Regions from separate parts of the Homo sapiens genome. Here region 2 is linked to region 1. Evidence: chromatin loops called from intact Hi-C (ENCODE). Cell type or tissue: breast epithelium. All regions are shown on one strand. Each heading gives the region's core, and the rest is flanking DNA. Links, peaks and the distances in the headings are about the cores only.

Region 1 (16,483 bases), core at 6,404-10,403:
ACTCAGTTTAACAAGCCATTTAAAAAAAATAGTCTTCAAAACTTTTGTCATATTAACAGTTACACTGAAAATTATAACCAAAGGCTATTTTCAAAATAATTTTTATGTTACATTATTTCCAAGGTCAGTTTTAATCGAAATTATTATTATTATTACTACTTTTTCTTGAGATGGGGTCTTGCTCTGTGGCCCAGGCTGTAGTGCAGTGCTGGGATCACAGATCACTGCAACCTCGACCTCCTAGGCTCAAGTGATCCTCCTCCCTCAGCCTCCCGAGTAGCTAAGGACTAAAGGCATGCACCATCATGCCTGGCTAATTTTTCTATTTTTTTTTTTTAGAGACAGGGTCTTGCCATGTTGCTCAGGCTGGTCCCAAACTCCTGGGCTCAAGTAGTCGACCCACCTTGGCCTCGCAAAGTGCTGGGATTACACAGGCATGAGCTACTGTGCTAGGCCGTTGTTTTTGTTGTGGTTGTTGTTTGTTTGTTCATTTTAATTTTTATATCTGAGGAACAGAACATGATGAGGCAGCCATAAATAAGCCTGACTCAGAGTTCTGCTTTTCATGAACTGACGTACATAAGCAGTAGTGCATCTGTTTCCCTATAGGTGAAATGGGCATTAATATTTACTCAGCCTGCCTTAGAGAGTTGAACTGTACAAGGGAAATCGCTGTATAAATTTAAGATGTTTTAATTCATGGACCTCACAACCAGGCTTTTCATATAATCACCTGCCTCTCATGGTTTGACTTCTCAGCTTCTGGTACAAATGCTTGTTCATTCTGACCAAAAATATTGTCTCTGGTATTTCTATACTGATGAGGTGGTTTAGATTAAGGAAGTTTTCATTTCTAAAAAGAATTTTGTTGTAGTTTGAGATCAAAGAATAACACTGAGAAAGGAGTATGGTATACTTGGTTTGAACTGTGTGCTACACTACCAGGCCCCTTCCACATTATACTACTAATTTATTTAAAATAGATAGGTATCACACTGAGAGGATATAAAAAAAATTTCTGCCTCTTCATTTTTGTTTCTTGTTTGAACAGAAAAAATGACCAAAATATTGGGAGTACTTCTAAGGAAAAGGCAACACACATTCCAGTTAACACTTGGATGTGAAAATATCAATGAATATTAGAATTTATAAGTCAAACTGGCTCTGCTCGCTGATTGCAATTTTTAGTTACATTCACTATTTTGTGCTAAATTTAAGTCATTGGTATACGACTGGCCAGAGTCCTTGGTTTTAAACATTACTGAGAACTTTATATATACTCTTAATGGGTATTTTATATAATGTCGAATGAAACTTTTATTTTTAGATTTTTAAAAAATATTTTGCACTTTGGACTTAATTTTACACTAAATTGTATCAGCCAGCCTAAGGGCATTATGCTAAATGTAAATCTAGTTCTTGGTTAAGCTTTTATTGAAAGATAGGTGGTGCTGTAAGTTAATATATTGTAGTGAAAGTGTGGGAGAAAAGTTAAATTGGCACTTAAATCTTAGTTTTCAAGGAAAACGTGTCCCGCACATACTGCATTATGATGGACTTTGTCTCAGGTGAAGTGAAGAAGTGAAAGAATCAAGTGTATGGCCGGTAAGAATTAACCATTAATTTAAATGGGATGCTATTAGTGGGAAACTTTTACTGATTTTTGAAGAAGGAAGTAACAGTGCAGATTTACTTTTATCAGTCTGGCCATAATGTGCAAGTCAGTAGGTCAAAACAGGGAGAGGATAGCAGTCATCAGAAAAGAACTGGAAGATTTTGCCATAATGAAAGTATAAGTTGATTAGGATCTGCACTAGGTCAGTGTCTTTAAAGAAGGAGGAAATGGGTAAAAGTTGGCATGTTACCATGCTATGAGGTGTCTTATGAATATATGGGGTAGATGTATTCAGTCAGATAATGCAGGAACAGTGATAGAATTTCCCATCCAAAACACTAGTCCTCCATGGCTCACGTTCACCAATATGAAAACGAATAAGATTCCAGTAAGTTATGTACAGCAAATAGTGTATTTCAGTAGACATTTAAACTTTTTGTGAATGGAAAAGGCAATAGTCTTTCTATAAAATCCTTTTACATAGTTTTATATTACAAAAATGTGTGTGTGTCTCCATTGGTTTCAGGAGATGGGGGGCAAACAGGGTTGGAGGGAGGATATGGTTTGTCTAGACTTGTAATATTGAAACACCATTTAATTGAAACTGTAAGGTTTACAGATGTATTTTGAAAAATTATTAGCCTCTCAATAGCAGTCTTTTGTTTCTTTGATCATATAAATTCTATTTTCACATTTTATCCGTATCTTTGCTTTTTTTGCAACAAGTCCAAGCAGCTTTCTTCCTGGGAAAATGAATGTTTTGTGAATCTCTCAGTTTAACCTCTGTTGTATGATACATACCATTAAGGAAAATGGGTTTTCATTAAAAGTTGAGAAACTTTTAGCAAAATCATTAATTAGTCATGATTTGCTTTTTTTAATACCTAAAATGTATATTTTAAAATTTCTTAGTTTATGAAATTCTGTTACTCCTATTACTAAAAGATGAGCCTTTTAAATATAAGACTCTTGTGATCAAGTGGAATAACATTGATTATATCACTTTATAAAGCATAAAGTATTATGGAAATGTAAGATGTTAAATTTAAATTTTTAATCTCATAAATTGCACTTAGTAGCTCATCAGTCTGATGGGGAATGGTATATCAGGAACTTATAAGATGGTACTTAATACCATAACTTAAGTTATTCTTCCCAGTGGAACTACTGGTGATTGTATGTAACTTTGTTTCCCAAGTTTGCATACTCTTAAAATCAAGACTTTTAAGGCTAGTTTCAGCTTTAGAAGTTACTGCGCTCTTGGCAAAACCTTATTTCTGTGCCTCAGTATTCTTACCTATAAAATGAGGAAGCAAGGGGGAAAATTAATCACTGTACTGGTTGCTTATCTTTTTTAATTTCTTCAGTTATAGGCAGGAAGTGTATGCTACTTATCAATCATCATGGATGATGTAACATTTACCTCCCGCATAGAATCTCAGAGATTACACATACAAATTCAGAGATTATGTAAATTGGCCAAAGCTCAAAAGTACGACAACTGGGATTTGAACCAAGATCTGTGCAGCACCAAAGCTCAAGCTCACTGCATTGCAATATACACCTTCTAAGTTGTGCTGCTGCGGCTGAAAGTTCTGTATGCAAAGAGTATTTTCCACCTATGGTAACTGAAGTTCCTGAGTTCCTGTTCTTCTGTATTAAAGCTAATGTGTTTACGACCTAACCACTTTTAAAATTAATTCATATTTTCTCTGTAGTGGCTCTCTTTGTGCCTTTCTAGTGTGCAGAAAGTACTGAGGGATTTTTTGTTGTTGTTTTTTCATTATGGACAGCTCTTAACCTGAAGTAACTAATGTTAAGTGTCATCACTTGTACCTCTAAGTAGAAAAATAGAAGCTGATGGGGCTTAGTGCCTCTAGGTATAAAAAAAAAATGACCTAGAAGCTGCTACTTTCAATAAATAGGTTGATTCTTGTCCCAGTTAAGACCAAAAGTGGTTACCTTAGTTTTCATTTCTGAGGCCTCAGGCTTCTATATTGATTACTGTATCAGTCATGGTCTAATCAGTTAGGGTTCAGTAGTTTATGGTGGAGAAGTTCATTGGGTCGCCAGGTTGGGTCTGTTCATAGTTGTCCAGTGAAGGGGAAGCAACCATCCAGGGCACACGTAAGCCTCAGCTGGCACGCTGAGGGTCAGGGTACCACTGCGGCCTGGGGTATGTGGTGTCTGTTGAGAAGACCATGCAAAGGTATTGATAAGGCCAAGCTGGGGCTGCTATTCTGGGCAAAAGGCAGGGTCAAAGCACCACTGGATGTCCACCATTTTGAAGCTGAGAAACAGTAAATTAATAACTAGCACAAAGCCCAACCTGAGGCTGGGAAATAAAATGTAATCTTATAATTGGGAATAATACCAGATGATAGGATAGCTTAGTAAGGTATAGCAGTCTATATTAGAACTGTTTTGTGGGTAGAAATCTATCTAAGCTAGAGATATTATTTTGAAAATACTGTCACTGTTTTAAGTAAATTACCTGATTTGCTGGGTGAGACATTTACTAAAATGTAAAGCAAAAGTAAAATGTTGAAATATATTATGCATTCAACAGTTGTGAATATCTGCTGTGCATAGCTAACAGCCTTTACCCTCAATCAATTTAAACTATAGGTAAGTGATATTTACATGCCCAAACATAATTCAGCAGATTCTATAATCAAAGCATGTGCATAGTTGAGAAGATGGCTTCATTGACTAGGTGACATTTGAACCAGCTTTTTGCATTACTGAGTATAACCCACCCCACTTTTTGTCTGGTTTCCCTAATTTCAGTAATCAAATATTTAACACCCAAATACATAAATTCATCAGTTCATTTTTCCAGGACCTTGGCTCAATACCTGTGTGTACATATCACAACAATAACTAATTCCCACAAAGCCTAGAAACTTTTAGTTGGAAGGAAAATTACTCATATGGCATGTTAGTTGTACAGAGAAAGTTTTATTTACACCCTACTATTCGCAAAGAAAATATTCTTTGTTAAGTCATCCGTCCTAAAGAAAGATGAGGAATAGACACTTACCGTTGTCTAATCAAAATGTATTTTAATTCTTCAACTCTCCTACCTCTTCCCTGGCCCCTGCTTTTTTTGAAGGTGTCCTGTGTGTGCAAATGCATCTTTACATATCTTGACGCTCATTGTTTTGTTCTCAAGGGGATCATCTGTTAAATTTATTTTCAGAGAATCATAAGCATCTTTGGACTCTCGAGCTAACTTGCAAAACTATAGGAGTGAGTGAAAATCAAATATTATTTTTAACATTCAGTATTTTTAATGCTAAAAATCAAGTTAATATGCTCTTTATTAGTTCAAAATGAATGTTTGAGGTGTGGAAGCCAACTTACTCACCTGCTAGTACCATGTAGCTCTTCATGAATTGCATAGCTCCCACAGTTAAGTAGATTTTATTACTTACTAAATACCTTATGTTATTTGTGGGCATTTCATTTTGACACCAAATTGTCTATTATTGGTAAATTAATAAGAAAGTATTCTGCCTTAACCTGTTAAATACTAGTTAGAATGTCATGATGAGTTTCAGGTATTCTCTTTATACTTTCAATGTTTGATACAACTTTAGAAGAATGAGAATGGACACTTTTGTCGATGTACCTATTTTGAGAGCAAACGCTAATCCCGCCTTTAAAAATGTGCAATTTTAGCCATTTTTACTGGAGAATGCTGGAAGTCATTATTCCTATGAACTGAGAATACGGGAGACTATGACTTGGACAAAATGGAAACTCAAGATTCAGTGGGGTACAGGGCTTTTGTGTGTTTGTTTTTGTTTTCTCATTTCGCAAATGAGTCCTTGCAACTTTGGAAAATATTGAGAGTAATAGCTTCATAAAGTTTTTTTTTTTTTTTTTTTTTTTTGAGATGGAGTCTCCCTCTGTTGCCCAGGCTGGAGTGCAGTGGCACGATCTCGGCTCACTGCAACCTCCGTTTTCCAGCTTAAGCGATTCTTCTGCCTCAGCCTCCCGAGTAGCTGGTACTACAGGCATGTGCCAATTTTTATTTTTAGTAGAAACAGGGTTTCACCATATTGACCAGGCTGGTCTCAAACTCCTTACCTCGTGATCTGCCCACCTTGGCCTCCCAAAGTGCTGGGATTACAGGCGTGAGCCACCGCGCCCAGGCTTTTTAAATTTTTTTCTTTTTTTTTTTTTTTTTTTGAGACAGGGTCTCTCTCTGTTGCCTAGGCTGGAGTGCAGTGACGTGATCATAGCTCCACTGCAGCCTCCAACTCCTGGGCTTAGGAGATTCTCCCACCTCAGCCTCCTGATAGCTGGGACTACAAGTGCGTACCATCACGCCTGGCAAGTTTTTAAAATTTTTTGTAGAGATGAGGTCTTGCTATGTTGCCCAGGCTGGTCTCGAACTCCTGACCTCAAGCAATCCTCCTGCCTTGGCCTCCCAAAGTGCTGGGATTACAGGCATGAGCCACCATGACCAGCTGTAAAAAGTCTTAAAAATGGAAAAACTGGTAAACATAGATTAATAAGTATTTTACTTGGGAAATTATAGGACTTTTTCTAGGTAGATATTTTTATAGTTATCTAATTACTTGGTTCTCATTAAGTAGATAAAGACCTTTTCTTCAAATTATACATATGTTGACCATGAAAATATAATATACTAATAGCTAACTTACTGTATTCCAGACATTGTTTTGAATACTTTATACATATTATTAACTCATTAAGTCTTCACCAAAACCCAATAAGATAGGTTGTGTTATCAGTATTTCACAGAAAGGTATTAGTATTATCAATATTTCACAGAAGGTTCATTAAGTAACTTAAATCTGAGATTACACAGCTAATAAGTAGCAGTGACCGTATTTCAAGGCAGGCAGCCTGGCCCCAGAGCCTCACAAGTCTCCTTTCTAAAAACATCTATTTCTTAGGAAATTTTGGAGTTCAGCACATTAAAAAGATTTTTATAAGTTGGGTAATAGTTCTCTTTTGATATAGTGAACACAGCCTGTTGAACTTCTCGGGAGCATCTTCTACAGGGGTTGCACATGCCATAGAAATAAGTCTGTGGCTAAAACCACAGTAATTTGACATTTGGTTTCCTTTAGATTTTAATATTAATGTATAGTGTATTCCTTCAACCTTCTGATTCATGAAGGGGTGGTAGCTGGTGTGAATTAATTAAGAGTCAAACAGGAAAATAATACCTCAGTGTTCTTATTTAAAGGGCATGTTATTGGGTGATGACCAAAGAGTTCTTTAGTTTTGGTCTGGGATGACAAGTTACAGAGGAGGAAAAGTAATAAATTTTTAAAAAGAAAATGTAATAAATGTCTTTGTGGTTGAAAGTACATGTTCTTTCTATGCAGTTAGCAGAGCTTGGGAGGTAGAAGTACCTCCTTGGTTTTCCCCAGATTATTTTGCAAGTTTAAAGTATGTCACTTGTTCCCTCATCCTTACTATCACCAACACAATTATTTTGTACAGTATTAACACAAGGCTCACACCTTGTAAGGATGACAGGCTGATTGGATTTCTCACTCTTCCCTGCTCCAACCCTTTCAATGAGTCAGTCTGACCCCCACCAAATGCATTCCTTTTTTAAGGGACTGGGGGAATCTTGCTGGAGTGTTCTGTGCCTAGCTGTCAAAAACATACTCGATTAAGTAAAAGCACTATTTGTCAAGACTAGCCCATAACATTATGCTTTTTTGTAAAATGTTCTGAGGCCAGTTTCCCTTTTATGGTGGGTGGATATGTGAACATTTTATGCTCGTAGCATTGACTCATTTCTTATTTGGAGACCAGATAAGTCATCTTGTATATTTATTTTTTATGATACGGTAAATAAGACATTCAAAAGCAACTAACCTGAAGCCTCCTTTTAAAAATATCCCCCAGTTGTGTTTTTTCATAAATGAAAAATTGCACTCCCTTTAATTGGGGAATGACTTTTTACCTAAGGTTTCTACCTTATGATACTCAGATAACAGATATTTGGTGGACTTTTGCTTTTTTCAAGAGAAAAATTATTAAGGAGAACATGCAGGGGGGAATAAGACTAACAACATGGAAAATACTCATGGTATGTTTCATGAAAAATATAGAACATAAATTTCGTGGAAGTATGTAGAAAAATTGAATAGGTACGTGCACAGGAGCTCAAGAATAATATGGTCAGTCAGTCATCTGATTTGATGAGAGACAGAGCTGGCCATTTAAAAAGAAAATGTAAAGTTTCACTGCATTTTTTTTTCCTGCACTGAAGGACACTCCTTAGTGGTTAGTGTTGATTATTAGCATTGGCCTAAAGACCAAACAACACCATTGAGTAACAGGATTTTTCAAGATTCCATGTATTTGTCTGGTATTTGGGTTTTATTTCACTTTACAAAGATTTTCTTTTTTGTTGTTCTTGTTGTTTTATTATACTTTAAGTTCTGGGATACACGTGCAGAACGTTCAGGTTTGTTACATATGTATACACTTGCCATGTTGGTTTGCCACACCCATCAACCTGTCATCTACATTAGGTATTTCTCCTAATGCTATCCCTCCCCTAGCCCCCCACCCCCCAACAGGCCCTGGTGTGTGATGTTCCCCTCCCTGCGTTCATGTGTTCTCATTGTTCAACTCCCACTTATGAGTGAGAACATGCCGTATTTGGTTTTCTGTTCCTGTGTTAGTTTGCTGAGAATGCTGGTTTCCAGCTTCATCCAAGTCCCTGCAAAGGACATGAACTCATCCTTTTTTGTGGCTGCAAAGTATTCCATGGTGTATATGTGCCACATTTTCTTTATCCAGTCTATTATTGATGGGCATTTGGGTTGGTTCCAAGTCTACAAAGATGTTTTCAAATACAAGTATTGATGATTTTAAAGTAATTGTACGCAAAGCTGTGATGTTCATGTGTACTCCATTTGGTGGAAGGCAGAAATGCTCACTGATCTTTTGTTATGTACCCCCAAACATGTACGAGATCCGACCAGGAAGCAAGAGAAACTGCTTTTGTTCCCTGCTTCTCCCCCATTGCCCCCAAGGAGCCATCTGATGTGGACTCATTAAAAGGGAGAATATTTATTAGGCTACAGTGCCAAGTCTGCCATCTGTTATTATTGCTCTCAGCTTTTCCACATGGCAGGTGTGGTCACATCAGCCTCAAGCCATTCCTACTTGAGAGGCAGCCTTCTTAGGAAGGGCTGGATTAGGCAGATTAAATTATCTGCCTTAGATCTTAGGGAATATTTCTTTTCCTTTTGATTTAATTGTACAAAGGTTTCTATTCTTTGTTTTCTTCTTGACAGGAGAATGGTAAACTAAAGGGCTGAGATAAGGGTGTGAACCTATGGGATAGAAGCCCAGGAGGCTGTTTAACCTGTTTCTGTTCTTGGCTTAAGCAGTGGTGTGCCGGTAAATGTTTAACAACCAGCTCTTTGGAGAAGAAATGCATATGGATATATAACCAATTATAAGTCTGTTATAAATTTTACTGATTTACAAGGAGTAAAATATATGACTTACTAAGAACTATAGAACATACAATACTCCTTATTGTATGTTATCACGGAATGCTTTACCTGATTTTATAGAACGCTTTTATTTGCAGCCAAACTATGATTGCAGTTGATGAATAAGTAGGTTACTGACCTAAATGTTGGTTGACATTTTCCTTTACACAAAAGAATAAGATAAAAGTTAAAACAACAGTGACACAGAAGTTTACATGTTTGTCCATGAAGAGAGTACTTTCTCTACTGAATCAGATAATTTTCAAATACTGGAATATTTTCTCAAATTTTGTGCTATTCATAGTGTACCAACTACAAACATGACATTTTTAAGTTTAATCTGCATTATTTACATTTTTCTCTATTATTTTCTTAAGTCTAGAGACAATCCACAATAAATCAATCCCTGATTTGTAGTATTTGCTGATTTCGGTGGTATAAATGCTCTGATTTCAAGCTTCCAATGTAATGTTACTGAGTGTAGAATTAGGAAGAGATGCATAGCTCTCCATTATTACATAGTATTTCCACCATTAAAGATACAATAGAGGTAAAAACCTCAAGAACATAGATAATAGTAAATGAATAGGAAGTGGTGAGCTTTGGGTATTTATTATCTTTGCTTCCGGTATAATTTATTGAATCCTAAGCTTATATAATTTAGCTTTCAGTAATAGCTGTGTTTAATAATCAGCTTGCAAAGTTCTTAAAAGTTTAACAATCAGCTCTCACGAGCTGGTACAAGCCAGCTTCAGCACACCACTGGCCTTAGGCATTCCAATGGCAGTGGTGGTGGGGGTCGGGGGAGACATACGCCAATATGCCATGCTTTTTAAAATATGAAACCCAGGGCCCCACTCCTGGAAATGAGTCTAAGGTGAGACATCAGGGTTTGAGGTCGGAGCTCCATTAACAACCTCTCTTTGCCAGGTCTTGTTCTCTGCTCATCTCCTTTGGGACCTCATGGGGTAGAGGGTGGAATGGGGGTTTGAGGTGGGAAAGAGTTCATGTGCTCTAGATCCTGGGGCTCAGCCACTTTTTTCACTACTGCTAACTTGGGGTACTGGCCCAGCCCCCTTGACATCCTGCGGATATCTTGCTATCCTACGGAAGTGGAAATCAACCCAATTTCTCAGTTCCTAACCAGAAATTAGACTCCTAGAGACCACTGAGAAAGCAGAACTGAATATGAAAGGCTGTGGGCTAGTTAGTTGGGACCATGAAATCTTTTGCTGGGGCTGGCTGCTGACTCATGGGGGAACTTTTCTGTCTCAGTAGCCCACATGCTCAAATATCGTTGTTAAGTAAAGCTTAAGGGCAAAGCGTGATGGCCTCTTGTGTTGGTGTAAAGCTTACTCAACAAATGAAAAAGAATGGTGGCCTCCATCATTTTTTGAAATTAGTCCATGAAAACCTGAACTTAGAACACATGAAATAAGGAATGATGTTATTTTTTAAAAGGGCTTTTGCTTTACAAAAAGACTCACAGTTACTTAGAAAATGCCCCTCAGGTAATTTTAAATGGTGCTTACAAAATCCTCATTTATATATATATATATATTTGCAGAAATACATATATTACATTAAACCTATATTCATTGAACAGTACCCAGAGTCTCTTGCATTATCACTGTAAAACGGAAATGTGACCCTAATTGAGGGGACCTGAGGAGATTGCATACTAGCATAAGGGTATGTTCAGGACAGTAAACACAAGAACTTCTTTTCTTCTCTTTTGCTAGGCTGAGAGTCAACTGTGGGCATCGTGACTGAGCAAGTAATTTTGAAACTATTTGGTAGTCTCTGTAACACCTCCTGGACAATAAAGTCACTAATGAAAATTGAGGTGTCTTAGCTTGAGTGAAAGTGTTAAAGCTTTTTCAAATGCCTGAAAAAACCATCATAAAACATACATGTGAGGGAAAAGACAGTGGGTTGTCATGGAACAGGAAAGCCATGAAATCAGATAAAGCAAAAGTACCATGCACTTAGAAAATTCTGTTATTATTTATTAGTTAAATTGGCCCAGAATTCCTTGTGGAAAAATTAAAAGGCTAATGTCCACAGGAAAAGAAAAAAAAAAAGAATTGTTCAGGGATTATTAGGAATCCAGTTGTTTTCCTGAGCAGTTTCCAAATCCTGCAGATACAAACAATAATAAGAGATGATTAGGGCATTACTTGAGCTTTTTTTTTTTTTTTAAAGAGTAAAGACATTTCCACTTGAAAGCTTCCATAAGTTCTGTGAATGCATGATTTCAAAGACAGAATGTCTAACTTGATTTCACAGACTCTTCTTGGCCATGGTAAACAGGTTAGAAACAGGCATGTGATTTGTTTTATTAATTTGCCACTGCCTCATATCTGCGCTTAGACAATTTGTACCTTTGTATTTTAGTGTCTCCAACTTGGAAATGTGTAATATTCTGTACAGTAACGTTTTCATGGAATACAGGGAACCAGTGGATCTTTTGACTTCTTGTACCATGTCTCCCACCTCTTCCCCTACTCCCTGTACTTGACATGTCACATGTGGGGTCTGCTGACCTGTGTCTCTGCCTCTGCACTTACTGTTGTCCCATCTCCAACTGCCATTTACACTTCCCTGTACCATCTGGATCCCTCATTTTATGACCCTAGGCAAAGAGATCCTGTTCCAGGAAGGCTTCTAGGATGATTAGTACCCTTTCACCTTCTGCAGACCAGAATATGCAACAAGCACAGCGATCTTGGAGAGCTTGGAGAAGGTCATGGCTCTAAGTGTCCTGGAGAGGTAGACTGGCTTCAGGAATTGGTGATAAGCCTGAACTAGTTTTCCGGTGCTCTGTGTGCTATTGCTGGGGCCAAGAAGCAATATTAGATGAAGCAAACGGGGACACAGAATCTTACTTTTAGGAAAGTAGCATGAATTTTGTCCTTTCATACATGATACAATGCTATATTACGATTCCTCGCTGTAGCTCGGAATTGGTAGCTCCTCTACTTTAAGGTAAAGCTAAAATTTCTTAGCCCGAGGAACAAAATCCTTCATGATCTGGCCATGACTCTTTAATTATGTCCTTTGCTGTATCCACATCAACCCATCCATTGTTTGGACTCCCCCAAAATGACAGCTACTTGTATTTTAAGGTTCAGGTCAAGCATAACCTCTTCTTGGCTCTTGGATGGGTTTTGTTTGAGACAGAGTCTCCCTCTGTTGCCCAGACTGGAGTGCATGGCATGATCTTGGCTCGGTGCAACCTCCACCTCCCGGGGGGTTCAAGCGATTCTCCTGCCTCAGCCTCCCGAGTAGCTGAGACTGCAGGCGTACGCCAACATAACTGGCTAATTTTTTGGTATTTTTAGTAGAGATGGGTTTTCACCATGTTAGCCAGGCTGGTCTTGAACTCCTGACCTCAGGCAATCCGCCCACCTCAGCCTCCCAAAGTGCTGGGATTACAGGCATGAGCTACTGTGCCCAGCCTTGGATGAGTTTTTCTGGATTCTTCCAGGTTGGGTCAAGCAATCCTCTGCATACCTGTAATGCCTTGCTCACCTTTCTTGGAGTACTTCCTGCTTTGTTTAATCATGACCTTAATTATCACATTCACCATATTGTGAGCTTCCTGAGAACAGATCATGTTTCTTCTTCTCAGTATCTCCAGCACCCAGTACAGTGCCCAGCACGTGGTAATTCCTGAACTAGTGTTTGAATGGTATCGGCGGCATTTTTTGGAAATTAAAGTTAATGAGTAAGAAGGGCAGGGTAAGAGATTATCTTGGAGCTCCACTCCTAAAAGAAATCAGAATGTTAACACTGTTGAGCAACCCGTGGAGGAGAAGAGAGAAAGGCAATAAAATCTGCCCCCTGCCTGGGATTGCTGAATGCTGGCAATCTGACCACTTGTGACTCAGGTATTCCTAGGAATATAAAGCACTGTGAAAAAGAAAATTAAAGGGCAAGCGGACACCCAGGAAGAACTTGAATAAAAAATTACCATTAAACAAACACTAAGGGAGAGTTGTCTTCAGTAAGAAATAATGCCCTAAGAATGTGTTAGGGTTCAGAACAAATAAATCTAGATAAAGAAGAGATTGTATTAAAAGCAACCTGTTTTGTGAAGCTGAAATTAGGAAGGATGATTCATAGCCCTCCTGGGTTACAAAGTACAGTAGGTAAATCAATGGCATAGCAGCAAAGAATCTATAGCTTATTATGTGCTTTTGGCTCAAGGGAAAGAAAGGTATTTCATTCAGTACTATAGCATGTGCCCCACAAAGCCGTTTGGTTGATAGAATCAAAGAAAGTATCAATATATGGAATTCCTTCCAAGTTGCAATGGTACATATCAGTGACCTCTAGCAGCCTGAAGCTGTGTCCACCAGCACTGTTATGTTGGTTTCCCCCAAAAGGTCATGGTAACTTGCGGATATGCTGGTTTGCATAAGGACAGCTGCAACTAGAGTTATATGATATTGTTCCCAGCTCAGCCCCACCCTGTGCCAAGAGGATTAATGATGGAAAAAACCCGAAGGGTAAAGAACTAACTGACACTTGGTCATGTTTCTATGAAACTATGGTAAATAAGCATTGAAAAGAGGCACCATTTGGGACCCTGGGCCCTAGAGCAATGAGCTCAGAATCTAGATAGTATTCCAAGTTCTCATCACTACCTGTCTGTAGTAGACTAACAAGAAACTTTCCTGATTTTCTTGTTTGGTTTCGGGGTTCTTATGGGCCCATTTAAAAAAAATAAGCATGTTGTCCTTTCCTCTGCAAAGATCTCACTCAGCTAGGGTCAGACTCAGTGAAAGGCACTTGCTTCTGCAGAGGCTCATGCTGGAGATCAGAAAAGGGCAGTCAGGACCTCCAAGTGGCTGTGTTTTGAAGACCCTTGAAGTCAGTTTATTTCTCCAAACTAGTCAAGAGTCACTCTCTGGGGCTGGGCATGGTGGCTCACACCTGTAATCCCAGCACTTTGGGAGCCAAGGTGGGAGTTCGAGACCAGCCTAGGCAACATAGCGAGACTCTGCCTCAACCAAAAATAAATAAATAGATAATTAATAAATAAGTCACTCTCTGCCCGGCCTCTTGTATTCCCTCCTCCAGTATCATTTGACATACTTCCTACCCCAAACTGCCTCAATACACTGACAGGTCAGTAGGTGGCCAAGAGATCCCAAACTGATCGTTTTATCTTGGAATGACTCTGGGCTTTACTGTCAGAATCCTCCTAATTTACACCATTGCCATAAAAGTGCTTGTGATTTTCCTATGGTAATGTTGTGCACTAAATAATGCCAAGGGAATCCAACAGGTAACAGTGAGGACACTCTGGCCCCTGTCCTGATTTTCGGTATATACCATTGATTTGCAGATTAACTGTGATTCTCACACTCCCTCTGTAACCTTCTAAGCATGCAAACGTCAAGGAAGCTTAGTCCTCAGATCTGCCCATTATCCTGCATATGGTGGTTAAAAATACAAACCCCAGCCTTAAAACTACTGGATAATGGGTCAAGTTACTCAACCTCTCTCTATTTCTTCTTTTCTCATCTAAAATATAGGGGTAATAATTATAATACCTACCTCATATGGTTATTGAAGGATTAAATGAGTTAATACACATCAAGTGCTTAAGTGTTAGATAATATTATTTTTTAAGCCCCTTTGGCGTGCACACATTCTCAGATTGTCAACTTTGCAGTTGCAAAGCGTAGAACATATACCTGAAAGAGACATGACTGATTGGCTAACCAGCTTCTTATTTCTAAAGAGGAGAAAACTAAAGTCCAGAGAAAAGACGGGTCTTTTCCCAAAATTAAATGGCTATTAGGGATAGTGTGTGAGCTAGCATGCAGGCTCCCTGCCATCTGAGGCAACTCTTCAGCATTCCATGGTTATTGGGCAATGAGAAGATCAGATTTCTATAGAGTAAATAACCATTTCCTAGATTAAATAATCTTACTCGCTTAGGTTTTTGGGATGGGCATATAGTGGAGGACTTCATAGCTTAAGAATATACTGCCAATTCTGAGTGTGTGAATTCAGAAAGAAATATAAGGATTTCAGAGGGCAAAATGATAAGTAGCCGATGGCCAGAGTTCCCACACTTCGAGGGCCATGGACTTTTGCTTTGGCAGTAACAGATGGCTGGATAGTGACCAAGGGATGCTGCCTAGGAAGAGCAGGTAATGGGTTTGCCAGCTGGAGCTGAAAACATTAAAAGACCAGTGGTTCGAGTGGGCACGGTGGCTCACACCTATAGTCCCAGCTGAGGCAAGTGGATCGCTTGAGCCCAGGAGTTCAAGATCAGCTTGGGCAACATGGCAAAAACCTGTCTCTACAAAAAAAAAAAAAAAAAAAAAAAGATTAGCCGGGCATGGTGGTGAATGCCTGTAGTCCCCACTACTCAGGAGGCTGAGGTGAGAGAGTTGTTTGAACCTGAGAGGTCAAAAGTGCAGTGAGCCTAAATGGCATCACTGCACTCCATCCTGGGCAACAGAGTGAGAACTTGTCTCAAAAAAAAATAAATAAAAATTAAAAAAAAATTAGAATTAAAAAGCACCCTTTAGAATAAGACAGTCTATAGGCCCAAGTTTTCAGTGGAGCCAGGGTCATGCTATCAACCTTGCTGGTTAGGTAGTCTCCTAGAGCCAGGGACACGGAGGCACCCCCAGGAAGGAGAGTTCCTTTCTAAAGCTGCAGAGCACATTAATTCCTTTATTTTTGCTGCATTGAGATAGTCTCTTCATTCCCCTGAAGGTTGACCATACCTCTTACTGTTTATCTCTGAGTTCTCAGGCAGTTCTCTGGCAGTTCTCAGGAACTGGCAGATTTTGTTGGTTAATGTATTGTTTAGACCTCACCATGCCCCAGCAGGTTGAGAAGTAAATGGTGTTTTCTTCTAGGATTAGACCTGCTGACATTTTGAAATAGCCTAGGGCTGCTGGAAAGAGGTACCCAGGAGTTCTCTCCCTTTGAGGACAGGACCACTACCAGTTGACCTGTCTCCCCCTTTCCTTCAAACTAGGATGTTGGCAGCAGAAGATGAGGCTTGGTATGAAAATGAACAGCTTGTGAAAGCGTAACAGGATGTGAGTAAATTAAAGAATTGGGGTTTTTCCCTTTGGTTTTTTAGGTAGAGGGGAGCCTACCTACAATGAAAAGTTAAATAAAAAGTACCCACATGAATGAAGGCAGGGGCAAGTCCAAAGCCAAGATACCGTTTCACTCTAAGTAAACCCACTGAGGGAATCCCCTCCCTTAAAAAGGAAAAAAAAAAAAAAAAAAAAAAAAAAAAGGAAAGAAAACTGGTTGGGCTTGGTGGCTCATGCCTGTAATCCCAGCACTCTGGAAGGCCAAGGCAGGTAGATCGCTT
Region 2 (16,483 bases), core at 7,113-11,112, 410 kb before region 1:
ACAAAGAATGAGTGATTGATCTTTTGCTACTCCCCAAGGGGAGAAGCCACTGATAGCTTCCTTGGAAGCACTTTGTATCTCACCTGCCCCAGAGTAGATTAAATATTAAGTTTCCTCCCTTCTTTCAAGTCCTAGTGCTGCCATTGATAGTGCTGTGACTTCAGGAAAGTTGCTTAACTTTTCCAAACCTCTATTTCCTCATTACTAATGAGTAATAATTCCCACCATAGGGTGTTTATAAAGATTAAATAATTTTAAATATGTTGAAGCATGTAGTGAACTGCAAAGCAATATGCAAATATAAGAGGTGGAAATGACTATGCCTATAATTACGTGGCTCAATTTACACAATAATAGATTTTCACACTTTGCATAAATAATGAGGGTTTTTATACTCAAGTCACTGAACTTACTATCTTCAGGATCCAAAATCCCCAAACAGAAGGCATCCCCTACTGTTAGCTCAAATAGCTCTTGCTGGTTTAGAGAGTTAATGCAAGCCCCACTGCCTCCTGAGCTGGAAACATGAAACAGAAGTTTCAGTTCCCTAATCAATCCATTCTTTCTTCCTCTGGCTTCTGATAGGCCTCCTCCTTATCTTTGTAAACCCTGTAGCTGGTTGCTAGTTGAAAGTGCCTCTGATCTCCCTCTTCTGCCTCCCATGATGTTGATAAAAAGCACGAGGGCACATGCAGGATGAAAACGATCGTGGTCCTGCCAGCCTGAATTATTAAAGCATTTCAGTCCTAAGTATGAGGTGTGTATATGTTGGGGTGTGGAGTGAGTTGTGGAGATGAGAGACAGCTGAATTACATAAAGTTGAGAAGATCTGAGTTCTAGTCTTGAAATTCACAAGCCATCTCTATACAATAGTTCCGTTACTCAGTAAAGTAAAAGCATTGGATCTAAGCTTTAAGGACCCTTCTAGTTCTTTCTGATTGGAATTGTGTGACTTCATCTTTTGTGGGTTAGAAACTCATCACTCTGTCCAGTTATTTCTATATTATGCCACCAGATGGCAATGTTTCCTTAACCCCAAAGAAAGTTTTCATTCTGGTAAAAAGTCAAGTTTTGTTGCCAACTTTTCCCCCTCTGAACGTGCAAAAGAATGATTTTCCGAAGCTGTGGAGGAAAGAAAGAACTCTCCTTCTGAACATCTCAGGTGGTTTATGCTGGAAACAGACAGGACCCTGTTTAGAGAAGATCTCTCTTTTCTTCGTGGACTGGGAACTCCAGTTGGAATGATGTCTCCTGTGATTGCGTATGGTGGGAGGTGGGAGATGTTGGAATTGGCGTGTCCTCAGGAGGCTTGGGGGTGGGGGAGATGTGCCCTAGCTGGTGGGCCTGCATGAGCCCTGCAAAACTCTGACTTATAGAGGGGCATCAGATGCCAAGTTTTACCAGACCATGCAGAACTAGGAATTGCCAGATGCACTCATAGGGCAGCTAAAATGGTCCTGGCAGAATCAGACTCTTTCGCTCATAAAGGTCAGAGACGCAAGAAAGCGACATAAAGTCCAGCCCTTTTCTTGTGCAGATGGGGAAATTGAGGCCTAGAGCAGGTCAGCTGTCCTGATTCTATCTCCTTGCCAAGTTACTTTGTATTTAAACATTTCAAGTAGACTTTTCAATCATCTCATCTTGCTGTGTTCAGCTAGCGCACCTTGTTAAGCCTGTTGGCCTCCGGGCCTGCCAAGCCCCTGCATCTATACACACCAGGGCATGCTGCATGCGCTCAGTGAGACTTCAACAGCTGACTGATTCGTTCAAACCTATCAAACAGCAGACTTAGCTAGTTGGGGAGAAAAGTCATTTAAAGTAATTGCTTATTAATCTGCAAAACAAGTCTCATAGCAGGTTTTTATTTTATTTTATTTTTTTTTTTGCTTTTAACAACGATATAATAACAACAAACATTTGTTTAGTGTTTCCTGTGGACCAGGCTCTGTGTTAAGCACTTAACATCACTATATCATGCACTTTTGCTAATAAAGCTGTGAAATAGTTATTACTATTTCTGCTTTACAGCTGCAACAGAGACTCAGAGAGGTTAGGTAACTTGCCCCAGGTCACAGAGCTGGAAGGAGCAGAGCCAATATTCACACCCTGATTTGCGTAATTCCAGATTTGATCTTCTAGCTTCTATGCTGTGCTGCCTCTTCATGACAGTTTTTCTCATGTACAGGATCTGATGCAGAAACTTATCGGAGTTTCTTACCGGAGCACCAGTCACCTCTCATCATTTTCCTGTTTTGACGTGAAGGCTCAGTGATAGTGAGCAGGCTCAGGGTCTACAGAGTTGGTGATATCAGCATCACACAGGACATTCAGAATGTTGACTCCAGGGATGTTGAGAGATACTCCTGCACAAAGCTGCCAGCACCCGTGTCCAAGAAACACTCAGAATCTAGGTCTCCTTGTATATTTTCCCCACTACCTGCAAAGGTAAAGAGGAACAGGCAGTGCTGGGACCGAGGGAGCGACAGTCCTAATGGAAGCTAGTGTGTTGAGAGTCTCCTCTGTGTCATGCTCTGAGCGACATGTTTTATATGCACGATCTCATTTAGACCTTGTGACAGCATGTTGTAGCAAGGACCCCATCATCACAGGGGGCAAATGTCTGCAGTGCAGAAAGTCGTCCTGAAGAAATGGATGTCAGATAAAAACAGTCTTCATAAATCAATGATCCTGTTTTACCTCAAAAGTGCATGAAATGGAAATGGAAATATCTTGTGAAGATGTAGACAAATGACGGTCATTGCCCAGAGCAGTAGTTACTGTCAGAAAAAGAGATAAGGATTTCCAGTCTGACAGACTGGATTCCTGGCTCAACACCACCCCCTTCTAACCATGTGACCTTGGGCAAATTACCTAACCTTTTCTGAGTCTCAATTTCCTCATCTTCCAAAAGGGGATAATATCATATATGTTCCAAGATTGCTGTGAGTATTAAATGAGATGATGTATGTAAAGTACCTGGCCAGCAGTCTCTGGCACATAGTAAGTATTCAATAAAGACTAATGGTGGAGATGAGTATAGGGGCTACTAATGCCCATCCTTACTCCAGAGACTTCTTTCTGACCATCATGAGGCACTTTTGAATATCTAAACCCATTTAAAGCCCACTTTTCTCTATGGCTGGCCATTTCTGCCTATTGACAGCTAATTTGCCTCATCCTACAGGACACCTTCCATGTTTCCCCAGACTCCAGAAATCAGGTATTAAATTATCAGGGCTTCAGGAGCCATGGTCTATGATGAGTTTACTACCTGTGCCCAATAAATGTTTAAGAAATAAATAAGAGCCAATATAACTATAAAGACCAAGAGCCAAAATAAGTCTCTTTGCTTGCGCTTTAGATCTTAAGAGTCCTTTATATTCAAGCTGCTCAGAGTCAAACGTGTGCCTAATAAACATTCTACAAAGGTCCTGGCGTGGTGTGACCAAAGGAAGAGAGAGGGCTCCAGTGTCTGTCACTGGGAGACCAGATGGACAGCCACGTGGGGCAGGGCCACTGGTGCCACATGTCCAGGTCTGTTAAGCCCTATGAAAGACACTTGAGTCAAAATGTATTTCTATCTAAGAAAGAAGACTATAAATGGAAAAGGGAGAGGGGAGAAGACCTCTCAAGGGCATCTCCCTCTAGAAGTAGAGATTGTGAATCTGCAGCAGAAAGGTTTTAAACAAGGGATAGCAGAATGCCTGGATGGTGTTCTAGTGCCTGAATGGAAAAAGGCCACAATGACCAACAAATCCCACCTACATCCGCCTTCCTCACTGCCTGAAATCCCACCATTAGGATTTTTTTCCTTTTGGGTTAGCAACCAAGAAAGAGTAAAGTCTGGAAGACTCTTATTCCACATCTTCACTTTGCAGCGCCTCTTTTTTTTTTTTTTTTTGAGATAGAGTCTTGCTCTGTCACCCAGGCTGGAGTGCAGTGATGCGATCTCAGCTCACTGCAAGCTCTGCTTCCTGGGTTCACATCATTCTCGTGCTTCAGCCTCCCGAGTAGCTGGGACTACAGGCACCTGCCACCACTCCCAGCTATTTTTTTTTGTATTTTTAGTGGAGACAGGGTTTCACCGTGTTAGCCAGGATGGTCTTGACCTCATGATCCGTCCGCCTTGGCCTCCCAAAGTGCTGGGATTACCACCTCTTCTTAATTACAAACATAAACAAAAACTAACAACTTTCTAGTTTTTTCTTTTTCTTTTTTTTTAAATTACAAAAGAGATCCATATTCGTCAGAGAATAATTGGAAAAAAGAGATAAGCAAAATCAGAAAAATAAATTCAGCCTGTAATCACCCAGAGATAACAATTATTAAAATTTAGGTATTCACTTTGTTATTTCCTTTTATAACAAAACTTTTTTTTCTTGTGAAATTTAATAGAATACAATTGAACTATTTTTTCCTTTATGGTTAATGATTCTTGTTTCTTATTTAGGAAATCATTTCCTGAGTCATAAAGAATTCTCTCATATTTTCTTCTAAAGCTTTATACAGTTTTGCCCTTCAAATAAGGTTAATAACCCACCTAGAATTGATTTCTGTGTATGGCATGCAGTAGAGACAAGTTCTACTTTTTTCTCTCAAATGAATATTCAGTTGGACCAAGGCTGTCCTTTCTCCACTACTTTGCAGTTTCACTTTTTGTTGAAAAATCAATTGTTCATACATGGGTAGATCTCTTTCTGGGCACTCTTGGAGTCTATTGGTCTGTCTATAAGTTGAACAGGATCAGACAGGCTGTGCTTTGTTTCAGGTAACAAAGAACCCCAACATCTCACTGATGAATACACTAAAGTCATTTTTGTTTTCCATTGGCAGTTCACTTCTGATGCAGGAGATGCATCAGGCCAACCGCCCTTTGCAAGGTGAAGTGTCTGCACCATTGGAAGTACTCTCCATCCAGGGGAGAGAGACTGGAAATGGTCCATGAGGTTTTCATCGACCCAGAATGAAAGCATCACCCATCATTCCCTTCTTGTTACAGCCTATTTGTCAGAACCAGTCAGAGTTCCACCCACCTGCAAAAGGTTGTGACGTGCTGTTTGCGATTTGCCTGGAAGGAGGGAATACCCAGATACAGGAAAATGCTAGTGACGTGCACTTCCATCTAACTATCTTTGAATGAAAATGACAGTCTTAATTACTGCAGTAAGATAAGCAGACTCTATACCTGGTAGAGCAAGTCCTCTTACCCCATTTCTTCTTCAAGAAGGTCTTGGCTAGTTTGGAACCTTGGCAATCCCATATAAACTTTAGAAAATGCTAGTTAAGTTCTTTAAAAATCCTGCTGAGACTTTTATTGAATCCATAGCTTCATTTAGAGAGAGCTGACATTTAAATTAGGGAGTGCTCCAAGCCACTAACATAGAATTTCTCTCTTTTACTCCAGGTCTTCTTTAATTTCTCTCGAGTGTTTTGTAATGTTTTGCGCAAAGTTCTTGCACATCTTTTGATAGATTTCCCCCTAGGTTTTGGATATTTTTAAGATGCTAGTGTAAATGTTATTGCTATATATTTTTCATTTTACAAATATATGTGTTTAGTATATAGAAATTTAATTCATGTTTCTGTATTGACTTTATTGAGTAACCTTATGAAACTTTCTTAAATTCTAAAAATTATCCACAGCTTCCCATAGATTTTCTATGTAGGTAATAACATAATCCACAAAAATGACACTTCAATTTTTTCCTTTCTGTTTCTTATGTCTTTATTTCTCTTTCTTGCATTTCCCATGTGGGGTCCCTAGACACTGTTGAATAGATGTCGTGATAGTGAGCATCCCTGTTCTGTACACAGCCTCGAAAGGAAAATTTTCAGAGTTTTGTTTTAAACAATCTGGTTGTTATAGGTTTTATTGTAGCAGCTCTTCACCAGATTACCTGCATGTTTTCTTTTTTCTAGTTTCTAAGACTTTTAATCCATTAATGAGTGGATGTTGAATTTTAACAAATGCTTGTCTCTGCATGTATTGAAATGACTATATGACTTTTCCCCAATTGATCTGTTAAGTTGGTAAATTACACTGATATTCCAAAGTTAAAGCAATTTTTACACTGGCACCCTCAAGTAAGCCAAATTTGGACATGATGTATTTTTAAATATATATTGCTGGTGTTGGCCTGTTAATATTTTATTTAGAATTGTTGAGCCTATGTTCAAGAATAAAATTGGCTTGTGATTTTCCTTCACATACTGTTCATATTGGGTTTTGGTATCAAGATTACTCAAGCCTCACAAAATAACATAGGGAGTCTCATTTTTTCTATTTTCTGGAAGAGTTTGCATAAGTGTGGCATTATATCTTCTTTATCTCATAAAATTTGCTTGAGCCATCAAATCTTAACATTTTATGACAGGTTGATTTTTTATTAAATCAATGATTTTAATAGTTATAGGATTATTAGGATTTTTTATTTCTTCTTTTGTTAATTTTAGTAAGTAGTGTTTTCCTAGGAATTTGTCTATTTTATCAAAATTTATAAATTAATTCACAGAGTTGTTTATAATATCTTCTAATTATCTTTCTAATGTCTGCAACACATGTAATAATGTTATTTTTGCTTATAAATTGACAATTTATAATTGCGTATACTTATGGGGCACAAAACAATGTTATGATTTATGAAAGCAATGTGGAATAATTAAATCTAGCAAATTAATATATCCATCACCTTAAATACTCATCATTTTTTGTGGTGAAAACATTTGAAATTCACTTTTTTTCACAATTTAAAAATGCACAGTACACTATTATTATCTACAGGTGGTTCCTGACTTCTTATGATGATTTGAATTATCACTTTTCAACTTTACAATAATGTGAAAGGAATATGCATTCAGTATGCTCTATGACTTATGTTGGGATTATGTCTGGATAAACCCATAGTAAGTTGAAAATATCAATGGGCTCATCCAGATATAACTCCATCATAATTTGAGAAGCAGCTGTATATTTATCATGGTGTGCAATAAATCTCAAAAAAAGACTTATTCCTCCCGTCTGAGATTTTGTACCCTTTGGCCATCACTCCTTCATTCCCCTCACCCACAGCCCCTGTAACTACCATTCTACTCTCTGCTTCTATGGATTTGATTGCTTGAGATTCCACATGTAAGTGAGAACATGTGGTGTTTGTCTTTCTGTGTCTGGCTTATTTTACTTAGCATGATGTTCTCCAGTTTCAGTGATGTTGTTGCAAATGATAGAATTTCCTTCTGTTTAAAGGCTGAATTATCCCATTGCATGTATATACTACATTTTATTTATCCATTCATCCATTGATAGACACTTAGGTTGATTCCATAACTTGGCTAGTGTAAATAGTGCTGCAGTGAACATGGGAGTAAGGACATGTCTTAGACAATCTGATTTCAATATTTGGATAAACACCCAGAAGTGGAGTTACTTGGTCATATGATAATCTAGTTTTAGTTTTTAAAGTAACTTTCAAATAGTTTTTCATGATGGCAGTACTAACATACACTCCCAACAGTGTACAAGGGTTCTCCTTTCTCCACAGATGTTCTCTTTTTCATTACTGACATGAGTTATCTGTGCCTTTCCCATTTTTTGTCTTCATCTGTCTCAGCAGAAGTTTATCAATTTTATCATTTAAAAGGTAAAAATTGTTACCTTTTAAATCTTGTCTATTGTATTTTTTTGTTTCATTAATTTTTGCTCTGATTTTTGTACTTCCTTTTTTCCATATTTTTAGGAGATGACTTTGCTGTTCTTCTAACTTCTCTTTCTAGGACTCCTAGAAATATGTTAAGTCTGCTCATTGTATTTTTCTCACCTTTATATTTTCCATTGTTTTATCTCTTTCTTATTCATTCTGGGTAGTTTCTTCTAATCTACCTTCCAGTTCATTAATTATCTCTTTACCTGTGTTGAATTTGCTATTAAACCTATCTGAATGACTTTTTCATTTTTTATTGGGTTTTTAAATGTTAAAATTCTCATTCCTATTTGGTTCTTCCTCAAATTTGCAATGATTTTGTTTCAGCTGATTGCCAAAACGTTTTTAGTTCAAGTTCATCTCTTTGAGCATAGTGAGCACTGTTGTTTTACAGTCTTTATGTAAATACCTTCTCTTTTATTAATCTTTCCACGTTTCTGGTGGAGGGACTGGCTATGAGAGACAAAAACTTTCTTTCAGGTGCTTTTAGGACTTACCCATATTTCTTTCATGGTGTCTATTATTTTATTATCTCATTATTTAGATACTTTTCTCCTCTACTAAACTAATGGTTCAAGGCTTATCAAAGATAAATCCTCTGTCTTGTTCATCTCTGTGTCTCTCATGGTATCTAGCAGACTTCCACCCAAGATATAAAGACACTATGACTAAGTGAATGATTTTAGTCTTACCTACCTGCCTGTTAACTTACCTACTTGCATCTCACTTATACTTCAACTTTTGGCTTCTTCCTCAACCTCAACTACCCCATTCTTCCCATGGCTCACTGTGCTCACTGGCCTCCATACTGTCCCTTAAATAAGGAAAGCTGCCCTAGCCTCAGGGCCTTTGCACCTGCTCTGCCTGCTGTTTGGAATGCTCTTCTTCCCATATACCCATCTGTTTTAATCCCTCATCTTTTAATCCCTCATCCCATCTCTTCAAATGTGATTTCTACAGAGGGTTCTCTGACCACCTTATCCAATAACCAGCATTCCGTCTCCCCTCTGCCATTCTCCATCATCTCACCATGCTTTATATCACATATCACTAAGTGACAGTATACTATAAACGTACCCATTTGTTTACTGTCTGCCTCCCTAACTAATGTATAAGCTCTCTGAGGGCAGGGACTCTGTTTTATTTGTACACCACAATTATCTCCAGTGCCTTGAATAGTGTCTGGCATGTAGAAGGAATTCAAGAAATACTTGTCAAGCTAGGTGCTGTGATAACTACTTTATATGAAATTAAGTATTTCTCCTCCAGCAGCTCTAAAAGTTTAGTATGTTATTATTGTCTCTGTTTTACTGATGAGTGAACTGAGGTTCAGAGAGGTTATTTAGCATACGTATGAAGACAGAATTAGTGAGTGATTGACCTGAGATTTGAACTCAACCTGTGCTGTCTAAAGCTAGCCAGGCAGCCTCACATACATGGCAAATGCCTACTGAGACATGAACATGCAGGTTGGGATCCCAAACTGTTGGGAAGCATAAAAGAAAAACACTAAAGATGTGGGGAGTGTAGGACTTTTTTTTTTAATAGGCCAGTGGCCCTCTCTGCAACCCTTTGAATGATCAGCTTGATCAGAGAATCCCCTACCCCTACCCCTGCCTCAGCCAGTTTCTATCTGGCTGTGTCATCAGCTGGCTGATCCAAACAGCAATGTCAACAAAAGAATGGTGATCAGGCACGTAAAGCAATGTGTCAGAAAGAAAGAAAAGGCAGCTCAGATGATGCAAGATCATCCAGATGTCAAGCACTGTGTGGTGGCACACTTGCCCGTTCATGTTGTTGATTTTTTAAACATTTGTGATAAGAACAAAAACTTAGTTGCTTCCCTCAGGTCCTCCCTGTATGGATTAGTGCAGACATCTGCCGCTTCAGGCTTTCTGATTGGTTCCCACTGGTTTGGGGCAAAACCGGAAGCTTCTGAGCCAAGTGCAGGGGCAGAAGAGCTCCCAAGAGCTCCTGGGAAAACTAGGAAGGACAATCAAGAAACCACCGGCAGCTCCATTTGCAGGATCTCATCCCATCAGGGGCTGTCTCAGGAGGGGGAATTGGAATACCATTCACCTGTCCCCTTTGCAGATACACCAATGTCTCGTTCAAGAACAAGCAGAAAGGAAACACCAGATTGCCCAGAGCACAGGATTAGGACACACCACACAGAGCCAACTCAGCGTATCATTGTTTGCATTGATCATCTGGGGATGAAGCAGGCTCCGTTCTGGAAGGGGCAACCTGAATAGAGAAGAGTCTGACATTGGAGTCAAGCAGAACTTGGTTGGAATTTGGCTCATTGCTGGGTGATCCAGAGACAGTTATTTAATCTGAGAATCAGATATCTTGTCTGTTAAATGGAAATTATAGTAGCCACTTCACAGGATTGCTGTAAAGAGTACATAAAACCAGGTACCTGCAATGTATAGTGCTAAGCCTGACACGTAGCAGGGTGTTAGTAAGTGGTACCTCTGACTGGGGATGGAAGCCAGAGGAGCTGGACCTTTATTTGACTGGCCAGAAGCCAGCTCTCTAGTCACCTTCCTGATCCTTCCTTCTTCTGTGTGTACACGGACAATGTTTTTCTACATAATGGAACAGTGGCCCTCAAAACTTGTTTTCATAAGAATTATCCAGGTTGCTAGTTATTAATACTAGTTATCCAGGTTGCTAGTTATTAATACTAGTTATCTGTGTTGCTAGCTAAAAATACACTCAGTTCCCATCCCCAGATTTTTCTATTTCAGTAGGTGGTAGTGGGTTCAGGAAATCTGTGTTTTTACCAAAGTATCCCCTACTATAGAATTAATTTTTGTGTTCCCCCCTCATTCATATGTTGACATTTAAACCTCCACTGTGATGATACCAGGTGGCTTTGGGAGGTGATTAGGTGATAACGATGAAGCCCTCATAAATGTGATTACTGACCTAATAAAAGAGACCCCAGAATGCCCCCTTGTCCCTTCTGCCATGTGAGGTCACGGTGAGAAGATGGCATCTATGAACTAGGAAGTGGGCCCTCACCAGACGCTGAATCTGCTGGTGCCTTGCTCTTGGACTTCCCAGCCTCTAGAATTCTGAATAATAAATTTCCGTTGCTTGTAGCCTAGTCTATGACATTCTTTTGTGGCAGCGTAAATGGACTAAGATGTGCACCCTCATGCCCTTTAGGGAATTGTGACTTTGAGAAATGCTGCCCTAGGATTTACAGAATGCTGACAAAGCTTTGTTGACTCAAATGCAAAATATTCTTATAAAGACCAAAATAGAAATGAATACTCCCTTGAACTCCTTTGGATGTGCACTTTGCGTAGTTATAGCACCTTTTCATCATGTGCAAATGAGACGCAAATGAATCCTTAGTTTGACCCAGAAAGAATGTCTTTGCTGGTAGGGACTACGGGAGAGAGAGAAGAGCCAGAATACTGTAGGAAAATTAACACCGGCCACGAGACAACTGGTTGCTAGCTCGGTAGCTGTGCAACATTGGCATGTTACTTGAACTTCTAGAAATCTGTTCTTTCTTCTGTAAAATGAATATGGTCTGGAAAGTAAAGACCAGTCACCTCCTCTATCAGTTGGAGTCTAATCAGGAAGAAACCTAAGTGTCTTCAACAGAGGGAATTTAATGCAGGGAATGGGTCACACCAGTGTTAGAAAAGCTGCAATGCCAAAGAGGGGATAAAGAGATAGCTCAAAGGTTAATAAGAGCAGAAAGTCACTAGTATTCATAGGCTGAAAAGAGAAAGGGAGGAGATAGTGTTCCCGGAATCCCTGATGGGCTTGTCTGGAGGGCGCTGGGGCCATGGAGGAAATGTAGTAGCTGCTGGAGGCATGCTCAGGGCAGAGAGGGAGCAGAGAAATACCCTGGCTTCTCATTTTCTTTCTCCAGTCCTTGCAGGCACCTCACTGGCTGAACTCAGGGGAGCATTTCTCCTCTACAGAACAGAGTCTCCTTGCATACAACAAGAGGGTCAAACAGAGGATGGCTTAATTTTTCCTTCCATTTCTCACTTCTATGATTCTCTCCCTTCAGGTTAAGTAAGTGAGGGTAAGTAAGCTGCCCAGTAAGTGAACAGTTTTCCAAACAAGCCCACAGCACCACCTCTATATACAGCAACTCTCTGTTTATCAGCACTGCATTAACCAGGACTCTCTATTAACTGGGACTTCCAGTTCCTTAAATTTCTTCATGGTTCCTGTGTACTCCCAAAGCATCTTCATCAAACAAACATTAAGTTACGCTTAGAGACCATTTCTCAATTGAATATAGATAAAAGATTCTAAGGCCTTGAAAAAAATTAATACATGCATATTAGATATAGCTATAAAAGCCAGACTATCTGATTAATTATGTGACTGGTGTTAAACTGTTTGGACAAAGGTTGGCTAAATTCCCTATGAATACTTACTTCCCTACTTCTGTGGACAAGGAAAAATAGACCAAAGGTTCAGATAAAAGCTTGATTCAATGTCATCTCTTTTCTCACGAATCTTGGTCATGTGTGGGAAGTGACCCAGATCTAGAACCTTAGCCTTTGGGACTTAAAAAAAAAACAAAAAACTGTTGAGTTGAATCATTAAGTGTTACTGAGGGACAGGAGAGAGGAGGGTAGCTTTCTTAGTTCCAAGACAAATTTTGTTAACAAAGATCTGTGGGTAGACTTGTGTCTGGGCAAAAGATCAGAAGATGTGCTGTTCTAGGCCTCTTTGCCCTCAGACCCATTCCCTATCCTTTCCCCTTCACTGTACCCCCTTATCTCCTCTTCTGCTGTCTTCCTCTGGGCCTGATGCTTGAGGATCCAGAAGTTTCTCAGGCTCCCATGTTCCAGCAATCCAGGCCTCCTTCCCAGTAAGGGATGAGTACAGGGGCCACACATAGCCCTGCAAGTTTTGTAATCCAACTTGAAATCCAATGGCAGAATGAATGGTTATATATGGTGTGACCCAGGACCACATGCAGTTGTATCACATGCACTTAGAAAAGAGCCCCATTTCTTGGACTCATTCCCAGACTCAATCTCTCTGAGGGTAGGACCAGGAATTCGGCCCTTTTCACAATCTTCCCAGGTGATTCTCTACATAGTATAATAATACAAACTCATGGAAATATATTTAATGAAAAATGAATAAAAGAATAAATGAAATAACAAATGGTGATGGCTGGCACAATGTGTGTATCCATTCTCCTACTGAGGTGCACTTACTTTGCTTCCAAATGTTCATTTGACAAGTAGTGATGCATTGAATATCCTTGTACATGTGAGCATGCAGTAAAGTTTCCATGGGCTTATATTTGCTGGATTATGGGCACGTGCATCTTCCTCTTTTCTAGATATTAACAAATCACTCTCCAAAGTATTTATAACAATCAACACTCCTGAACAAGCAGTGGGTTGGAATTCCTTCCTCATCACATCCTGGCCAACAATTATTATCATCAGATTTTTTAATTTTGCCAATTTGAAGGAAATGCAGTGGCTTCTCATGTGTTAGTGTTTCTGATGATCAGTGAGGTTGAGTGTCATTTTTTTTTTTTTTTTTTTTTTTTTTTGAGATGGAGTTTTGCTCTTGTTGCCCAGGCTGGAGTGCAATGGTGCTATCTTGGCTCACTGCAACCTCCGCCTCCCGGGTTCAAGTGATTCTCCTGCTTCAGCCTCCCAAGTAGATGGGATTACAGGCATGCACCACCATGCCTGGCTAAGTTTTGTATTTTTAGTAAAGACAGGGTTTCACCATGTTGGTCAGGCTGGTCTCAAACTCCTGACCTCAAGTGATCTGCCTGCCTCGGCTCCCAAAGTGCTGGGATTACAGGCACGAGCCACTGCACCTGGCCGATTGAGCATCTTTTTATGTGTTTAATGATGCTCATTTTTTATTGACTTCCTTCTGTGCTTTCTTTTTTTTAGCAGTGAATTTGAGTTGTAAGAATATGTATTTCTTTCACTCTGGGATTCACCTACATAAAGTAATTTTCACTTGAATGAAAAAGAAATCAGTTGTATAAACATCTGTTTTTTCTGAATTTTACTGGTGTAAAAATGGCCACTCAGCCCTGGAAGAAACAAAGGCACTTTGCCAACTGAAGTTGCAGATGGGAAATTTTTAGAAAGGTCCTGTTCAACCTCTGGAAGGGGAAGATCATATCTGAAAGTCAGGGTAATCCACCCAACCCAAATGTTTCTTCTACTATGGGTTCTGAGGATTCGTCCATGTGCTTCTTCTGCGTTGCTGCCATCTGATTTCCTTTGCTAGGCTCCTCTTGCAACTTGGGCTACAAAGAGGTGCTTCATAGTCCACAGTCTTTGCCTCACCTTCAGTCTTGAGGTGGTCCCCTAGGAGTTATTGGTAGTTGCCGCTGGAAGCCATTCTAACAAACCTGGCGAAGGCACAAAAGGATAGAAAGCCTTTAGCCAATATGGTGCCATCAAAAACAAACAGAGCACGCTGCCCAGTCCTCTTCTGGTTGCCTTTACTAATGCATCAGTCATACTTCTTCTGCACTCGATCTTAGCCAAGAGGTCGAGAAGCCATAGTCATAATTCTTCTGAAATTAATCTCTTCCTGCCCCACCTCCCCATCATCTGTCTTTGAATTCCCAGGGCTAGTACTCATAAGATTATCTCTTTCTTCTCCTTTATGAGGAGACCCATTCTTTTTCACAAACCAGCCACAAAAGCAAGTGTCATTACCCCCTACCGGAAATACCAGACAGAGAGTTCATCTGGGGTTAGTTTCTAATCAAGCCTCCTGCCCGGGTTTTTCCTGCTCCTGTCTTGAAGCGACCACAGGGGGAGAGCAGTTTCCAAATATGATCCCTCCTTTCCACTGTCACTTGTCCAACCCCGACCACTATCATTCTTTTATTTGCTTCTCCCCTGAGCCAGCCAAGAGCCTAGGTCAGTGACAGGGCAGGCAGAAGAGAGAGGGGCTTCCAGGAAGGAGAGGGAGCAACCCACAGAAGAGGCAGCAAGACAGGAAGGCGGGCAGGGGCTGAAAATCCAATACATATCTAAGTACATTTTTCTAGGATGGGCTTCTACACTCAGCCAAAACATATATTGCATATTGTTTGTATTTTTTAGAGGTTTACAGGTCTCCCTGAAAGTCCCTCTGTGGAATTATAAACCTCTAATAAAAAATCCCAGGGTTAAAGAAAGGAAAAGATGAAGGAGAGGCCCACACTCTGAAAGGAAAGGGTTCAGCGACTCCTGGAAGGTTCTGGATGGTGCTTCCTTGACCAAGTCAGCTGCTTCTTCTACCTGGTCTCCTTTGTGGTTCAGCTGGGGTGGGGCTTACTAGAAAAAGCTGTGGGAGGTGGTTGCTCCAACGTATGGGGGCTGTCTGTAAGTGTAGGTGTTATCTGATGAAAGCTGCCCCGGGTGAGGGTTTGTACAGAAAGCCCCTGGTGGTGGGGAGATAATGTCAAGCTTCTCTCTCTCTCCCAGATCCTGGTTGTATCCTCTGTCCCTCTCCACCCCCACCCACTCACCCACAGACTTCCAAGGAACCGGCGCCTGCAGACATGCCTCTCTGATGCCCTCCCAGTAACCCCTGGCAGGCAGCACAGCGCCAAACCTCTTGGCCTTACCCCACTGGGCCCATGACCCAGTGGCTGTGCCTCTGGGTCCTCCCTGTCCTGCAAAGAGAACTGGGCCCTCAGTCAGGTTCTTCTGCTCCAACCCAGTGGCCACCTGTGCTCTTGGGGAGCTCGGGGGAGGCTGGGAAACTTTCAAAGAGCAGTTAATCACTAACTAGCTGGAGATAAGAGAGAGAGAATGAAACAATTGAGAAAATGCCCAACCCAGAGGTTAGTGCTTCCCTGCCTGCACACGCCAGAACCTGGCCCGCGCAGAGAAACTGGCGATCAAACTGAGTTTGTTCACTGGAGAGAGCTGACATACAGTCTCTAAGGGGCTGCAGTATCCCAGGCTGAGGTCCAGTGGCAGCCGCTGCCCCTTTCCTCCTAGGGCCCTTTCCTTCAGCCATGCCTCAGCCCTGAAGACAAACAGGAGCAGTTTTCAAGGAGCCCTTCCCTTATCTCTAAGGTCTGGGCCTGGAATTCAGCTTGGCCCATTTACTATGCCAGCTCTGTGCAGGGTGCAGAGATCCAAGATAAATCAGACAGGGTCTCTGCTGTCAGTGTGCTCAAGGAAAGAGGCTTTTAGGGGAAACAAATCTAAACGACTGCCAGCTGGAACTTCAACTCTGTAAAGCAGCACCCTGCCACATCTGCCTGCTGGAACATTTTCATCTGCTGGGCTCACGTAGCTGTGCAACAGCTGGGGCTGGGGTCACATTCTGGGCTGATCTGATGATTATTTTGGCTAGAGTGAGCTCATCCTTTTTGTTTTCAGGAGCTGTTCAAGGGTGGTCTGATGGTTTGGATCAAGACTAGCTGTATCCCGGAGAAGAATACGTTGACTTTTCTGGGGTGGGGTCTGGGGCAGAAAGCAAGAAGGCTGCCTTACTTCAAGGAAGGCTCTCCTTCCACCTTCTGCCCTCTGAGTGCCTTGTATGCGCAAGTGACACTAGACAAAGTGCTTAACACTTATTACCTGACTTGAATCTCCCAATGGCCCTGTAAAGCAGGTACTCCATTATCATCACCACCCTTCTTTTTACAGGCAAGAAAACCAAGGCACAGTCAGTTTAAATAACTGGCTCAAGGCTGCACGGCCGATAAGTAGCAAATTTGGACTTCGAATCTGGGCGCTCTGGCTTCAAAGTGTGCTGTCCATTGTTCAGGTTCTGGTCTGGTACTGGCAATGTCAGCCACA

The links. Hi-C counts contacts between places; a loop is a spot of excess contacts. Peaks named below come from ENCODE experiments on the same cell type or tissue, not always from the same donor. Only the 100,000 strongest peaks of a DNase experiment are listed, where the experiment ranks them.
Region 2: it touches region 1 in a loop (7-fold over the local background); 4 of 110 quality-filtered maps call a loop at or near these places.

Annotation. Positions count from the first base shown.
Region 1 is chr11:34,996,592-35,013,074 of GRCh38, forward strand. It overlaps LOC105376626 (a long non-coding RNA gene), which reads right to left. Exons shown (of 4, transcript XR_001748180.2): 4 at 11,112-16,483. Among named protein-coding and RNA genes, the nearest start is that of MIR1343, 63 kb to the left of the region's middle. In breast epithelium, for the core only: no CTCF peak of the experiment used is centred there; no DNase peak of the experiment used is centred there; H3K27ac peaks cover 323 bases.
Region 2 is chr11:34,585,397-34,601,879 of GRCh38, forward strand. No RefSeq gene overlaps it. Among named protein-coding and RNA genes, the nearest start is that of LINC02707, 23 kb to the left of the region's middle. RefSeq lists enhancers at 9,286-9,580, 13,733-14,932. In breast epithelium, for the core only: no CTCF peak of the experiment used is centred there; no DNase peak of the experiment used is centred there.